2 separate regions of the Homo sapiens genome follow, and region 1 is linked to region 2. Evidence: chromatin loops called from intact Hi-C (ENCODE). Cell type or tissue: endothelial cell of umbilical vein. All regions are shown on one strand. Each heading gives the region's core, and the rest is flanking DNA. Links, peaks and the distances in the headings are about the cores only. Region 1 overlaps SH3RF1 (SH3 domain containing ring finger 1). Region 2 overlaps SH3RF1 (SH3 domain containing ring finger 1).

What was found. Peaks named below come from ENCODE experiments on the same cell type or tissue, not always from the same donor. Only the 100,000 strongest peaks of a DNase experiment are listed, where the experiment ranks them.
Region 1: a loop joins it to region 2, with 2.4 times the contacts of the local background. A loop is called at or near these places in 4 of 110 quality-filtered maps.

The regions. Positions count from the first base shown.
Region 1 is chr4:169,251,736-169,257,122 of GRCh38, forward strand. All of the region lies in intron 2 of SH3RF1 (SH3 domain containing ring finger 1), which reads right to left. Among named protein-coding and RNA genes, the nearest start is that of SH3RF1, 17 kb to the right of the region's middle. RefSeq lists an enhancer at 1-634. In endothelial cell of umbilical vein, for the core only: no CTCF peak of the experiment used is centred there; DNase peaks (open chromatin) are centred at 976, 2,446 and 3,096; H3K27ac peaks cover 2,949 bases.
Region 2 is chr4:169,155,223-169,160,609 of GRCh38, forward strand. It overlaps SH3RF1 (SH3 domain containing ring finger 1), which reads right to left. Exons shown (of 12, transcript NM_020870.4): 3 at 1,182-1,457; 4 at 258-353. Among named protein-coding and RNA genes, the nearest start is that of SH3RF1, 110 kb to the right of the region's middle. In endothelial cell of umbilical vein, for the core only: no CTCF peak of the experiment used is centred there; a DNase peak (open chromatin) is centred at 3,019; H3K27ac peaks cover 3,048 bases.

The DNA.
Region 1 (5,387 bases), core at 179-5,178, 97 kb after region 2:
CATGGAACAAAGGTGGCTTCCTTCGTAAGGAAACCCAATCTGTTTCAGAAAACTGCTTCATTACTTTTGACTGATTTAGGGCTGCGCAGCCTACTAGAAACAATTCCATTCTTTAACCTCTATTTTATTAACAAAACTGTGATATCATTCTTCCTTCAAACATTAAAGAAAAGCCTTGCATATTCATCAATCAAAACTATATTTTATTCAGATCACCTTTGATCATACATGTGTTTGTGCCAACTAAGTGTATTTTTCAGTTGAAGCCTATAAAAGATAGGTGGTGTGCCTACAAGAGCGAGGACTCTGGTATGTTCCGCAGCGACTCAAGAACCACGTGAGATGTGCTAGGTAAAGGCAATTCACTCTTGTTTCAGGTTGCACTTAAGAGGGCCTGCGTTTTCACATTTTATAGCATGTTGAGTTTTCCAGCTTATGAATTCTATCACAGCTTACTTTTTCAAACAGTGATATCAATGCAAAACAAGTTCTTTGAGAACAGAATGAATTCATTCATGGCTAACCCAGATGCAACAAACAGGACACAGAGTTGCTAAAATATTACTTCTCTCTTTCAAGATTATAAAATATCTTGTCACATATTTTTCCCCAAGGTAATGTGTCAAAAATTTACTTTCTGGAGTCAGATATACAATATTCCATAGGATCAGCTTTTAAAATGTTTTCATGACCATTGAAAAGGGCTATGAAAATTGCTACTATTCTCATTCTAAAGCTACTGATAGATAAGATAGTTGTAATCTAATTACTCCCTACCATCTGGCACCTGGGTGCCAATAATTAGCAACTCTGCCTGATTGCCAGATAATAGTCAACTGACCAGGAAAGTTGGTTTTAAGTATCAAACTGTGAATCAATTTTTGCCTCAATCTATCTTTAACCAACCTATTCTATTTTTTTGGCTTAATATCCCAGTATGTCTAGTAATGCTGCCAAGAAACGATGACCTTCAGTTCAGGGACAGAGAATAAATACGTGCTGATGGACTGACGTATTCATAAGCAAAACACAGGCTCTTTTTTCATACATTCTAAATTTCAACATATATCACTGAACATAAGGCATGTTAAATAAATCCTAAACTGGCAACAACCCACAGTAACAGGCAGGATGGGTGGATTATAGCAAAGGGGAAGTTAAACAAAAATATGACTCTAGCTAGTTGTTAATGATAAACACCCTCTGCCCAAATACTGACCTGATACCATGAAACTGGATGGAGAAAAAAGCCCTAGGGGTGGGAGGTGGGGGTGACTGAGAAATTTACATATCAGGTTAATGTGAAAAATAAACTTGCCTCTCAAGGAAAAGTTTGGATCGCAAAGAAGAAACTTAAATAAACCTAGTAACACATGAGAATTTACATAATAAATATTCACATAGAATTCCCACTTCTTACACACAAAGCTCTTCATTCATAGCATACCTAGAAACCACAGCGTGGCACATTTCTAAAGTTACCAAACCTTCCTAGCATGTTGCTTCTCAAAATCTGCCATTCTTCTTAATCCATAAGGAAATGTTAGGTAGACCTAGTGTTACTTATTTGTAAGTATCAGATAGCTTAGTCTCCTGAGAGAAGTAATAACTCAAGGTATTTCCATGTATATAGTTAAATTGTTGATACATTAACAATCACAGAGAATCCAGCCTTGCAGCTTTCTGAGCTAGAGAGCCCATGGGCTTTTGTCATGTTTCATATCACAGCTGGCTGGCTTATGATTTGAGACTTGGAAAGGATCCCTTGGGACTAATTTATTCTAACTGCCCTTTTCTTCCCTCTTTCCGCTCCATTCTCAATAATTTTAATTTAATTTTGAATGTGCATGTTGCCTCTCATAGGATTCAAAATGTAGAGGTGCTATTGCTAACCACATTACCTGTGCTTCCTACCATCCACAGGATTACCCACCTCTGGAATTACTTAGTATACAGATGATCTGCATCAAAAGAAGCCATTATACATGTAACATTTTGCATTCTAAAAGATTTGCAAGCAGAGAAATTATAAGGTGTTTGGTAAAGATCAACATGACAGTTGGACAGCCAATTCCTATTAGATCAATTTCATTTTCCTCTATGTCAGAATGATGTGCCTGGGGGATAGGAGATAACATATCACATATTTTAACTTTTATAAGGCTTTTGACTCAACTCAGCAGAACATTCTTTCTAATAAACTAGGAAAACATGATTTCTAGACCACCATGGTGGGTGCAACCAAAATGTTTCAAGGGCCATTCTCAAGAGAATTGTTATTCAATATCCAATTACAGTCAAGTTTCATAAGGGTTTACCTAGCCTTTGAGTACTACTGTCATTGCTGACTTAAATAGTGGGAAGATGAATGTGAATAAGCTTACCAAAATATACATGTGGTTAGACACTCCAACTTACAAGGATGTGAATGTGTTCCGATGGACCTTGGAATTCTGGAATGTGAGTAGTCATCTATCAGTTCCATCAAGAAGTATTTACTGAACTGACCACCTACTACTTTTTCCACAGTCATGAGCAGAAAAGAGGTATAAAATTCAAAAGAGCTCCTGATCTCAAGTTCCTTATAACTTGGTACAGGAGACAACACTAAAGCACAATTAATTAGAGAACAATACCAAATGGGGCCAGAGAATATTCAAAATAAATGTAATAAACAAGGTATATATGTGTTTAAGATCAGGTATCCATATGATCACAAATATGTATTAAAGCAATTGCATTTTGGATTGGCATTTTTCAATTCCTGTTGATAGTGGCCAATTGCTGACACTATCGTAAAGATTACAGAAACAAGTTTAATCCGGAGGGTAGTAAAAACTAACCACTCGAGAGATGGGGGAAACTGAATTTATCTAAGGAAAAGAGAAAATCTGAGATCTAGGCAAAGCATGAACCAGCAACGTAGTGAGTTATTTTTAAAGGTACATAACATGAGGATGTAAAAACAAGGAGCAGGAGGGTCCCATGACAGCCCTTCCACAACTTGAAGCCCCATTCAGAACTTTATCACCACACTAAGAGCTCTTCTGGACCTGAACCCAAGCACAGCAAGCAGGGGTTGGATAGCGTCCAAAGGAGAGTGACTAAAATGATTAAAATGTTAGGAAATGGGTCCTATGAGGACATGTAAACGAAACTCAGTTATTCAGTCCAGATAAAAAGAGAGGAGGTCAGGGCTGCACCACAGCCTGCAAGGTCAGGAAGAAGAGGTACAGGGGAGCACCTCTTTTCCATTAAGGATGGGATGAAAGGAATGAGAGTACATTGCAAGGACAGGAATTTATGTTTAACAGAAAAAAGAACCTCCTCTGGCTAGGAAGATGGTAAGGCACTGGAATAAGTTTGTATCAACAAGCTTTTGAAATGTCCTTTAGAAGAGACTTTCTAAAAACCCAGTAGATGACCATTTTCAAAAAATGTTCACCCAGTGTCGTTTCTTACCCAAAACAGTACATGAATATTTTAGCTACAAAATCAGTACGTGAATATTTTAACTATAAATAGAAACTCCATTAAAAAATATATAAATTTATTGAAATTTGAAGCATAGCAAGGCTCTTCACTGTTGCAGCATTTGCAAAATGCATCAGTAAAGTACATAAATGCATTTGTTTATATCTGTTTATATATGTCACAATTTTTTTAAAAGGGAAATCAGCTGCTCTAGATATGAGCTATTAAAAAATAACCAAAACATGGAAAAACTGACCAGTAATAACTACTTAAGCCACATAATCTTAATGGTATGGAAGTGAGGGGAAGGGTGGGCAAGGTTGGGGAAGGGTAAGCAAAAATCAGTCACAAAGGAATAAAACACTACACACATGTGCATATGCATGGATACATACACACATACATACACACATACACACACACACACACACACACACACACACACACACACACAGAGTCCAGATAGATCAACTGACCCACCCATCCATCCATCTATCCAACAGTGCATTAAAACATCCATGTTTTAACAATGGGCATAATAATCTTTCCTAACATTACTTTTTTTTTTTCTTTTTGAGTCAAGAGTCTCGTTCTGTTGCCCAGGCTAGAGTGCAGTGGCGTGATCATGGCTCACTGCAGCCTCGACCTCCTGGATTCAAGCGTTCCTCCCCCCTCAGCTTCTGAAGTTGCTGAGAGAGCAGGCACGAGCCACCATGCCAAGCTAATTTTTTTGTTTTTGGTAAAGATGAGGTTTTGCTATGTTGCCCAGGCTGGTCTCAAATTCCTGGGCTCAAGCAATCCTTCCGCCTGAGCCATCCAAAGTTCTGAGACTATAGGCGTGAGCCACCATGCCTGGGCTCCTTAAATTTTAAAAATTAGGACTGCACTACAAAGCACATCTAGTTTCCCTTACGGAAAGTCTTAGGAGTCTAAGTCTTTAGTAATATGCTAAAGAAATAACTAAATTGAATTTTTTTAAAATTACTTGAGCTATTATTTTCCCCAATCACAGGGAAGGAGGCAGAGAAGGAAGAAAGGGAGGGAGGCAGGGAGGGAGAGAGAAAGGGAGAAGGGAGGAAGAAAGGGAGGAAGGGAAGGAGGAAGGAAGGGAGGGAGAAATAGAGGGAGGGAGGGAGTATAGATAATGTTGCTCTCCATTTCCTTTTACAGATGAGGCCCAGAGAAGCTGACTGACTCAACCAGTGTCACACTATAGTCGTAAAACCAGAACTATCTTATGTAGTCACTAATTTATGAACAGCTTGGGTATCTGAAGTTTAAGCCAGCTGTTTAAAACAGAACGAAATGTTCTATGGTATTAACATATAAGTGTTAATTAATTAAATTACCAGACTACATACACACCAATAGTCTGTTTTGTTTGTTTCTTTCCTTCTTTCTTTTAGAGACAAGGTCTCATTCTGTCACCCAGGCTGGAGTGCAGTGACAAGATCACAGCTCACTGCAGCCTCAAACTCCTGGGCTCAAGCGATCCTCCAGCCTCAGCCTCCTGAGGAGCTCGGACTACAGGTGCATGCCACCATGCCCAGCTAATTTAAAAAAAAAATTTAGAAGGGGGATGGGGATCCGACTATGTTGCTCAGGCTGGTCTCAAACTCCTGGCCACAACTGATCCTCCCACCTTGGCCTCCCAAAGCACTGGGATTACAGATGTGAGCCAATCCACTTGCCCCAGAGTTTATTTTACAATATAACTGTGATATGGTATTAAAAGTTCTAATTTCTAGAAAGAGGGAAAACTGAAGATACTAATGTTTACTGAGCATGTACTAGGTCTTGGGCATTTGAGATTCCTTATCTCATGTAATCCTCACAAACTTGGAAAGCAGCTCTTCATCATTCTACAAATGAAGAAATTAGGTAAGGAAGTAACTTGCCCAAGAGCCACACAG
Region 2 (5,387 bases), core at 71-5,070:
ATAAGCATACAGTGACATTTAACAAGACACAGGAATGCTTTTAGCAGGGAGAAAAAGTAAAGAGTTTCAAGTATCTCACTGTCTTCAATAATTGTTGGATAGGATGGAGGAATTCTTCCTGATCTGTCCAGTGATCTGTAACAGGGCATTCCTGGTGCTTTTTGTTGTGAGGACTTCTTAATACTCAAATTGCATAATTAAGATTTATTTAGTAAGCTGAATATTAACACAGTTCAAGTTTCTACAGATTAATTTACCTCAACATATGAAATTGGAAATATTCCTATTTTGTCTGCCAGCATTCCTTCAGCCCAGTTTTCATCCACTCTTCGGATCACAGTCAGAACATCATCCTGAAGAAACAGCAAATCATTAATCTACCTGATCATTAAGCTGTACCATTAAGCTTGTCATTTAATTTTCCTTTTCAATAAAGAGACTCATGTTTTAAAGAGTACATGAATAAAAATGCTATGACATATCTTTAGTACATGGATTAAATGTTTTCATGAATTAAACGGTAGCTACCAGCCCACCTGGTGTCCTTTCCAACTGTTACAAAGCTATGAACTCCTATGCAAGGGAGCTGGCTGCTAACTCTTAAGATCTACAAATTGCAACCTCAAATGATACCTACCCTAGCCTCCTGAGTTTGTTTTAGATTGATTCTCAGATGCTCCTCATTTTCTGAAAATAAACCAAATGCCTACTCAAATGTACATCCTACCGCTTTTCTCCACAAAAATCACAAAATTCTGCTTAAAACTCCAAACCATTTTATCAATTCGGCAGATATATTCCTGTATGCTTTTAGGCAAAGAATTTTACATATAAAATATGAAAGTAATGACATTTCATTTTGTTATTCATAATTCAGTACTTTAAAATCCCTGAGTGGTGCATACACCCTTTAAAGTGGCTTAGAAATAAATTCAGACTCTAAATATGAAAATGATACCACATAGAGCATCAACCAAGATAATCTTTCATATAAGAAGTCTGTGCATAAAATTACCTTCCTTGTGACTTAAAGACTGCTTCTAGGCATTTTCAGAAGCATAGTGAGTAGTTCACACAAAACTTGTATTTTTTTTTGCAAAAGGCAACACGAGCTATATTTCTATGTATCTGGGTACAGAGGTAGAGCTGGCAAACAGAAAACAAGCACATTCTACCTTTACCTTTGCAAATGGAAGGCAATCTTTGTCTGCTTCCTTGTCTTTCACTTCAAAGTCATAAAGTGCTTTGCACTGAGGTGGGGGCTGAGGTAACGGTTTAATAATCTGCACAAAGTTGGTGGGGAAAAAGCCATGGATTCCATTGACTTCCCCATGGTACCAATTTTCATCCACTTGTCTTCGCAAAATGATGATGTCACCTTTGCTGAATTTAAGGTCTCCAGGCTCTTTTCCTTCATAGTTGTATAATGCTTTGGCACATGGTAACTGAGGTATACCCTTTAAAAAAAAAAGAGGGATGAATTTTAATAAAATAATGGTCTTAAAATGTCTCTGAAAATACAACTGCGTTGTCATTGTTTTAAAGTCAAAGTCAAAACCACACTGTAACCCTTGAAGAAAATCTCACACAAAAACAATATATATGTGTTACCAATAAATAGAAAACACAAAACAATTGTCCATAGTGACATAAGAACAGTACGACACCCATGCACCAGCCATGATTTAGGCTTCTATTCTTAAGTTTAACTTGGTGGGTGTTTTGCCTTCTTTCTTTGAGGTTATCAGTATATGAAAGCATGACTGCCAGGTCTGCCTCTCAAGAACTCATAAAAAACAAGCTTAACTTCCTACATTAACTACTTTATTCATCAGGATAAATGATAAACACTGAGGAGAAATGATAGATACTGAGGGGAAAAATTTAAACCAAATTTATTAATTTACTAAACTGCTTTTAAGCTTGGTTGATAAAAATCAGAGTTCGGCTTTTAGGCAAATCTCTTCCTGATATTGCTTTTAATGTGGGCAGTAGGTCTTACTCTTTCATGAGCTCAATGAGTATTTAATGAGGGTCTACTCCTGGATACAGCAGTGAGTGAACAGTCACAGTACCTGCCATCCCCAAGTTTATAATCTGTAAGTGTATAGACACGTGGTCTTTTACAGCCTAAGATCATTCAACTTTGCTCTTTCCTGGAAGAGAGCACATTGTTAGGCTGATAAGCTAAGAGATGAGGAATTTAATGTTCCTGCATTGCATTACTGTTTTAAATGACAAGTTTAAAATTGTGTACATAAACCCCAGTGCAATTTAATCATCAACTGATTAATATGATACTTTTCAACGGCATTGGGGGTGCCCAATCTTGAGCATCAGTTGTCACTTTAAGATCTTTGGCCTCTCTGAGCGCTGTTGCATATCGTTGATTCAGGAGATAAGTGGCAAATCCAACATGTCTATAATAATTCCCTGAACAAGATTACAGGGCTCCTGCTTTTGGAGTCTTTATTTATTTATTCACTCTTCCAGAAAACATTTATCAAGCTTTTACTTTTTTTTTCTTTTTTTTTTTTAAGACGGAGTCTTGCTCTGTTGCCCAGGCTGGAGTGCAGTGGTGCAATCTCGGCTCACTGCAACCTCTGCCTCCTGGGTTGAGTGATTTTAACGCTTCAGCCTCCCAAGTAGCTGGGATTGCAGGCAAGCACCACTATGTCTGGCTCATTTTTGTATTTTTACAAAATGGGGTCTCGCCATGTTGGCCAGGCTGGTCTCAAACTCCTGACCTCAAATGATCCACCCACCTTGGCCTCCCAAAGTGCTGGGATTATAGGCATGAGCCATCGCACCCAGTGCAAGCTTTTACTTTTTACCACGCAATGTGCAAGTGCTGATGACTTAAAGAAGAATAAGACAGTTCTTTTCTTAAAGGATATTAGTAATAACTACAATACAGTGTAATAAATGTAATGATAAAGATATGCACACCATTTATGGGGACAAAAAACATAGGTCTCTCGTGTTTGGTGAGTAGGAAAATGAAACACTTCCTGGAGGAAGTGACACATGAGCCAAGTCTTAAAGGATGCACAGGAATTAGTTGTCAAGGTTGGAGTGAATGAATGAAAGAGAACAGTAAGGGCATTCCAGGCAGAGGGGTCAGCACCAGCAAAGACCTGGAGGTAAGAAGTCACATGTGCAGCGGGACTGGGGAGCATAAAGAATGCAGTATTCCTGGATAAGAATTACGGAACATAAAGGAGAGGTAGGCAGAGGCCAGTTTATTGAGGGTCTTGTATAACATATGAAAGAGTTTTTATTGCTGCGTTCTTCTGGTAATGGTAAGTCATTTCCATGTTTAATGCACAAACAGACTTAGGTCCTATGTGCCGGACAGATCAGTCTGGCAGTAGTGTGGAAAATGGACGTGAAGTGGGCAGGCAGGCAGAGAGCTATGTGCAAAGCACAGGCCTCAACTAGTTGAATATTTTTTAAGTTTAATATTTCCAATGAAGTAGAGCAATATAGTTAGCATTACTTATATCATTGTCTGCCCCCCGACCTGTAAAAAGTGGATCAAAGTTTTATACCCTTGATGGCAACAGAACTTCATAACACAATTTTCAAAAATTAGTTTGGTTTCTACTTAGAGACTTAGAGTCTGGACTACCTATAAGCCAAATTTGTTTTGCTAAACATTTGTTTAGGAATATTAATTATTGCTCTCAAAATGCTATTGGCAATCATCTTGCCTTGGCTTAGTCCATGTGATGTTGTAGTTGGTTAATTAGAACTTCCCTGAGAGGCCAATGTCCTGGGAAGACAGGGGTTGAGCCTTCCAGAGTAATGACACCCTCCTGTGACCTCTGACTTTCAGACTCTGTCTTAAGATCTGGCCTCCAATGGCGTCACTTCTGCTACTCTGCCTTGACCTAATCTTGTAAGCAATTCTGCTGTGCCCAGAAAGGAAATGCCCACCAAGAACTCTGGTCATTCACAACGCTGTGTACTCTGGTCACATTACATTAGTGTCCAACTCTGGGGAAAGAAGAATTCTAATTTTTCTCTACCCTCACAGATGCCTCATTATATTCTCCACTATATTATGTATTTCTTCAAGGCTAGTTATCACAGCTTAACAACATTTCCAAAAATAGGTTTGAGGAAATAATAGTAAAACACAGCAATCGACAGAGAGAGAGAGATAGAGAGAGAGAAAGAGAGAGAACTGGCAAGTACTATACTAAATCTCTTGTACAATAGCTAAAGAGACTCTGATCAGGCAGTATAGGGTACTGGCTGGAAGCACAAACTCCAGAGCCAGATTGCAGGGTGTGAATCCCATTTACTAGCTCTGTGATTTGGGGCAGGTTAACTCGCTGTGCCTCTTTCTTCATTTGGGCTGTTGTGAGGATTTAGTGAATTCATATATATAAGCCACACCTTAAATGACCCAGCAGGCAGTACATGCTACATGTGTGAACCATCATCATTGTCATCATCGTCATCATTACCCAGTGTAAAAAGCCTCTTTACCAGTGAAATGGGGCACCTGACAATGCATTTGTCTCTCCACAGCTGGATGCTTTCCCTTTTAGATGAATTCACATAGCAATTACATTTTTAATACATATTCACTGTATAACAATGCAAAGAATGTTCCTCCTAGGAAGTGTTCAGGATTTTGAAATGTGCATTTCTGAAGCACACATTTGTTTTCTGAGTAGAATCCATTCATCTTCTGGTTGAACAGAAGAAATTACAAATTCACTGACATGTACCGTTTAATAGGGGATGGCATTTTAGATGTGGCTGTAGTTCATCTTGACAGGGCTAATGTAAGGCATTGGAAGCCTGCATGAATTAATTGAAAATCCCATTACAAACTCGGTGACAAATAACTCTATTCACCATTATGGCCTGTTTTTTTCCCTACCTCAATTAGCTCTGTTTGGCCCACTCTGTCCAAATCCATGCCAGCCAAACCCATGCACCAAGATACAGATTTAGCACTCTTAGAAACCATTCTGAACTGCTCCTTGAAGAGATCTGTAAAATTCCAAATGACCCACAATATGGTTTTTTGTGATATGCTGATGTGGGAACTGAAGGAATTTATTTCTTTACAGATCACTTCCACACACCAGTGGCCTAATGGACTTATTAACTTTTCCACAAAACAAATCTATTACATGTTCCTAAAATCATCAAGGATTCTAAATAGACCAGTGGCAAGGAGAAAGCTTACTATGATAACAGTGATATACATTATGGTTAGCCTAGGGTTACATTTCCGTGATGCAACTGAAAATTCATTAATTCACCCCAACTTGCTAAGTCTTGACTGCTAAAATTGTTTCAATGATCAATAACCACAAAGAATCATAAAGCTTATGACAATCTAACCCATGAACAAACATTTGTGC